Linked DNA regions of Homo sapiens: region 1 is linked to region 2. Evidence: chromatin loops called from intact Hi-C (ENCODE). Cell type or tissue: Calu3. All regions are shown on one strand. Links, peaks and the distances in the headings refer to the core of each region. The heading gives the core; the rest is flanking DNA. Region 1 overlaps EYA4 (EYA transcriptional coactivator and phosphatase 4). Region 2 overlaps EYA4 (EYA transcriptional coactivator and phosphatase 4).

Region 1 (2,925 bases), core at 181-2,680, 66 kb before region 2:
AGGGGTTAAAACGAAATTGTCTCTAATGTTAAGACTATATATAGGCTTAATGTGTTAAAACATGGGCAAAAGTCATTCCATGCTTTTTCTGTGTACTAGAGGGACTGTAGGTATAGACACAGAAAAACCATTTAAAAGTGAAGCAACGGATGGTATAATCCTGTGTCCTGTTCTTTGCCAAATTGATTTTGGACTATCCCTCTGAATGCAAGAATGGTTCTTCTGCTGCCTTTGCCTCTTTTCACATCTACATAAAGTAGTGCTTACATTTGTTTGGAGTCAAAAAATAATAAATAAATGAACAAAATATATGGCATGTCAGATGATGATAAGTGCTACAAGAAAGACGCAGCTGAAAAGGAGGTGAGAGAGAATTAAATTAGGGTAGGTGAGCCCCATTGATAAGGTGGTGTTTATACAGAGACTTCATAGACATGAGAAAAGGAAGTGTATGTGTATCTGGGAAGTGAGCATTCCAGGGAAGGATGTGCACTGGCCCCAAGGCAGAACTGTGCTTGAGAACAGAAAAGAAGCCAAGAGGCGGCAGAGGAGGGAAAGTGAGGAGAGGGACTCGAAGCTGAGGTCAGAGGGAGTGGTGAAGTTTTTGATATCAAGCCCTGTGGGCCAATAAAGACCTTGCCTTTTGCTGTGAGTCATATGGAAAGCCACTGGAGGATAAGATCAGAAGAGTGGACTGCTGATCTAACTTTTCGAAAGAGTCCCTCTGGCTGCTGTGTGAAGAAAGGAATCATATCCAGGCTGCTCAGCCTGTGCCACTGAGCAGCCTGAAATTAGAAGGGGTGGGAAGGAGCAGTTAAAGTATGGATGTATTCTGAAGATTTAGCCAACACGGCTTGCTAATGGACTGGATTTTAAATAGAAGTTATTTATCATGGAGCGCAAAACTTAGAAAATGCTAAGGTCTAGCTTCTATGTTTATACTTGCTATGGCATAGACCCTGGACATGAACCCTGGGTTTGAAGACCCAGAACATGCATTTTAAGAGAAGATCTTCCAACCATCCAAGGAAGATTCTGCAAATTGAGGAACTGAGTAAACACAGCAAACAGTTGCCTAGGCTACCTGAGGGAATAGTTCACAGGTTAAAGTAGAAAGAATAGTTGCTTTGATCAAAATGTGGCATGAGAATAAATCCTGGCTTTTCCACTTACCTTTAAAATTTAAATTACCATATAGGTTAAATTCATTCACCTGTCCATCAAATCATTTATCCATTCCACTGACATTTAGTGGATACCTACCATGTTCCAAACACTTTGTAGGTACGCAGGAATAAAGCATGAACAAAACAGATGAAAATAATCTGTGAACTATTCTGAGAGATGTGGATAAAACATTAACAGTGGAGCCCTTTATGAAATCCACTATAACATTAAATTTTAAATTCCAGCTGGATTTAGCTTTATGGACTTCCAAATAAGAATAGCCTAATAAATTCTAGTTTAAAGGTGTAACATTGAACAGAATTTAGAAAATTCTTTTCTAATGTTGAAACAAAGGACTTTTGCAATAGTTGCATTAAAAAAAAAACATTGACTCACAAATGAATAGCTAGTGGAGGGCAGGATTTCTAGATAAGCAGGACAAACAATCTCCACTGTTTCTCACCAACTATGGAGCTAATGGGGACGGTGGCTTTAAGCCAACTACCACTTAAGGGGAAAAAAAAACTTACCATTCAACAAGTGAAATAGTTAGTGTGGAATGGATAGCATCTTTGAAATTTGATTTTCAGCAGTCTCCCCAAGTGACTGAATACATTTTTTCAAACTATTTACTTTTGTATCATGTCTTCTCATGGTCAAATTCAGGATGAATTTTATGACAGGATTTGGTCTAATGCTGCTGAATTGTCTCATAAATATCTTGACAAGTCATTTGAAACATGCTGGGCCTCTAAAGAGGCTGACTGACATGAAAGCACTAACTTGGAATCATCAGGGCTTAAGGGTAACTTATGGACCCTAAGGCAGAGCCCCAAATCAAGATCATAAAATTACAGACAGTGAGTTGAAATTGAGACCAGTCTAGATTGGTACCAGCTTCTTTGGGTTTCTTCGGTAGCAGGGTGGAGTCAGGTGGCTGGTGCCATGGAAGCATTTTGGATCTGGTACCTACTGGCTACAATTCATTGTTAGATTCAAGGATGTGTCCAGGCTTTGGGAAGCCCTTCTGGGGACTGGAAAGGGAGGGTCCAGTACCCAGAAGGGCTTCCCAAAGCCTGGGCACATATTCAGAGTCCAGCCAAGTGGGCTGAATTTCAGGACAATTTTCTGGGTCCATCCAAGGGAAGGAAGCACAGATTCAGATCGGAAGGTGTAGCAAGGGACAGGAAAGCCTGTTTTATAGTGAGCTCTGAGCTTTGGTCATTCATTACCAGGATTACCTGATAACATGGTATATTGCTGCCATCCAGTTTAAGGTACACACTGCCATATATATATATATATATATATATATATATAATTCTTTATATTTCTCTGGGCTTAACTGAACTTAGCTTAAGGCACATGAATTTATCATTCATACAATAATTATTTAGCATTTTTATATCTGGGCCTGGCTAGGATTAACAGGTATTGACAAAGAGGATTTGAGATTTCTGAAATCTTTATTTAGCATAACCTAAATCAACAACTAGGATTGATAGAAATTAAAAAGCACTGATTTATTTTAAAAGTGAAAATTTCTTTATATTTTGATGCAATATTTTAAAAATATGGTACAGATTTGATTCCTAGGTATTTACTAATAGTTCTGCATTTTGAACACCATTATCTATATTAGGCATATTGACCTTCATGATTTTTGTACAATTAATTTTTGCTTAATTTATTTTCTAATTTATAGAGACGTGAACAGTTGCCATAACCATGAACATTTACAGATCAATGGCTATTGGA
Region 2 (2,925 bases), core at 197-2,696:
ATGCAGCTGTCTGGGAGAAGAGTCCCAGGAAGAGAGAACAGCATGTGCAAAGGTCCTGAGGTGAGAGCATGTCTGTTGTATTTTAGGAACTGTGTAGTCAACTGGAGAGCAGAGAGAATGCTGCTAAATTCTATTATCTATCTATCTACCTACCTACCTACCTACCTATCTTCTATCTATCTATTTAGTAACATTGTATCAGATTACTTTATATATATATTGTATAGGCTGTCAAACTTCATTCATATTTTTATTTACTAATTGACCAGGCAGTTATTTACCACCTACCATGGGCCAGGTTCTATCTTAGGTATTTTAAGGAAAGTAAAATCTATTAGATATAGTTCTTGCCCAAAAGAAGTTTACGAAATAATCAGAGATAAGACACATACAGGACTCATGACACGAGATGAGCTCTCATAAGGAAATGACTACTCATTGGCCAGAGAAACAGCTAGAGAATGACATCTGGGCTTCTTGGAAGAGATGGCATCAAACTGCACCTTGAGAGGCATACAATGCCAACGGCACATCATATGCAATGGTGTAAACGGGGGCACACCCACTGAGTCACTGGCAGTGCAGGATCTGTGAAGGCAGGAGTGATAGGTAAGGTCAAAAGGAAAGCTTTGGTCAGCATTTGAAAGCCTTTGAATGAGTATATATTTTGTGAATTCTCTTCATTAAAAATGTTCTAAGATTTGTCATGATGTTCAGTGCCTTGGTCTTCATAATTCTGTGTTGCCCTCACCTAATTGCCAGCATATTTTAGTTAAATTCAATTAGATATTTCAGTTAGCTATATACATTTTTCAGATTGAAAGCTGTTAACAGGTTGTATAAAACCTGTTTCTTATACTTTAACAAAATAATTTCCAAGTGTACTATGCGATTTTTAATTCTAGAAGGTTTTCTATTAAAATGAAAATGAAATGTATGAAATCTGTCTCTTATTATTTCAGTCTTCTATAGGTTTTCGAGTGTAAATTAGGGAGAAATGCAGAATAATTTAAAATTAAAGTTACTTATAGAGAAAGCTGAATAGAAAAATAATGTGTATATAGCATTTGTTTTTCTAGAATAAAGTAAGCACTTATTTAGCTTTTAGGTTTCAACTATATTGTCTTTCTCTTGAGCAGATTTTACATAGAGCTGGTATGACATATCTCAGTGTAATACATAATATATTACTAATGTCTTTAAATTCAGAAGATAAGAAAAAACTTTGAGATCAAGTTTTTAATTTGGGAAAGGTCTAATTAAACTCCTTACATTGGGATATTTGAGTTAATTGTTAAAGTGCTAATTCAGTTTATCAACCACTTGTTATCACATAGTTTTATCAACCTACACTGTGAAATAAAGGAGTCTAGGGTTTTTTTTTTTTTTTTTTGGAAGGAAACGTATTTATCGAAAGAGATTTATTTAGATTATTCTACATATTCTCTGGGAATTTGTAGTGTTTCTTAAAGTTGGACTAAATGTTGAATGGGAGGATAGGAGGAGAAGGCGATGGACCCTACAGGTGCAAACTCTTTCCAAATCACCAGGGCTTTGGCTGTTACTCACTCACCCCCGCCTTCCTTGCTCTTGGAGCCTTCAGATTTTTCCCCAGTAGCTTCACCTTACAGCAAGCTTAGCAGAAGCAGTTCCACAGCATGCCAACCCCCCTCACTTTTGAATAATCCAGAGACTCCCTGTGCCACAGATAACATGCAATCATAAATCTTCTCAGCTTCAGCAGTTTTCGTCTTCTAAATTCAATTAAGTTGAGCCCAGTAAGAATTTGTGGATCAAACAGTGAGCTCTATATAGATTCAAATTCAACTTAGGGTTCTGATGTTTGTTACTAATTTTCAGGAAAAAAAAATAAAAGAAAAATACTGCTGCTATTTTCTAAAGCTTCCTTATAAAGGTATTTCTTATTGAAACCAACTCATATTTCTCAAATTCCTAGACCACTATCTGTCATGCAATTTGAGTCTGTTTTCCAAATGGTAGAGTGCCAGAGAATCAAAAGCTGCTTGTTTTGCTTGCCTGATTTTCTTTAGCATTCTTTGGAGGATTTAAAGTATGGGGGGAAGAAAAGGAAACCTGACTTACATTAAGAGCTGAACATGAAAAAGGGATTAGGCAAAGCTTTAACTTTTTCATTATGCAAACTTTCCTGAACTATAATACATATCTTTATAGAGTTTTATTAATTGTTGGGGCTGCAATTTGGATTTTGCTAAAAAGTATTTACTACTAAAAACTTCAAGGTTGTTACTAAACACATCAATCATTTTACATTTGGCCCCTTTGCATGGTGAACAGACCGTCCTTCCTCCATCTTTTGTTGGGGAATACCTGGCTGAAGGTCTCAGTGAAAAGCTAGGAAGATACTCCTCCTCTGAGGGAGACATCTGGCTTCTTGGCTGATTCCATGCACACTTTTGTTAATGGGCTCAGATTCCCCAGAATTCTTTTATGTGGTTACATTGTAGATGGACTGTCTGCATAGTCTTGTCCTCTTGAATGATTTATGTAGAGGTTAAAAATACATATATATTTGGTCTGGTTCTTAGAATCTACGCATAAGATTAAATGAATCTCAGCAAGTTCAGTTTTGGAAAAAAAAATTAAATTTATTATTACAAAGGCAATCTAGTAGAGGATGTAGATTCTCGAGCCAGAATGCTTAATTTGAAACATGGATTTGCCACTTGCTAGCTATACAGTGTTGGACAAGTTATTTAATCTCTTTGTGCCTTCTTGGTTTCCCTAACCACATACAGGATGATAATAACAATATCTACCTCATATGTTTCCATGAGGTTTAAATGGTTTACACTGTCAAAGCTTTTAGGACAGTGCCTGGCGCGACTAAGTACTCAGTGAGTGTTAGTCATGATGTCATGATTATTCATGGTATTCACCAGACAA

The links. Hi-C counts contacts between places; a loop is a spot of excess contacts. Peaks named below come from ENCODE experiments on the same cell type or tissue, not always from the same donor. Only the 100,000 strongest peaks of a DNase experiment are listed, where the experiment ranks them.
Region 1: it touches region 2 in a loop (1.9-fold over the local background); 1 of 110 quality-filtered maps calls a loop at or near these places.

Annotation. Positions count from the first base shown.
Region 1 is chr6:133,340,119-133,343,043 of GRCh38, forward strand. The region is part of intron 2 of EYA4 (EYA transcriptional coactivator and phosphatase 4); the gene reads left to right. Among named protein-coding and RNA genes, the nearest start is that of EYA4, 100 kb to the left of the region's middle. In Calu3, for the core only: no CTCF peak of the experiment used is centred there; DNase peaks (open chromatin) are centred at 613 and 1,643.
Region 2 is chr6:133,405,877-133,408,801 of GRCh38, forward strand. The region is part of intron 3 of EYA4 (EYA transcriptional coactivator and phosphatase 4); the gene reads left to right. Among named protein-coding and RNA genes, the nearest start is that of EYA4-AS2, 49 kb to the right of the region's middle. In Calu3, for the core only: no CTCF peak of the experiment used is centred there; no DNase peak of the experiment used is centred there.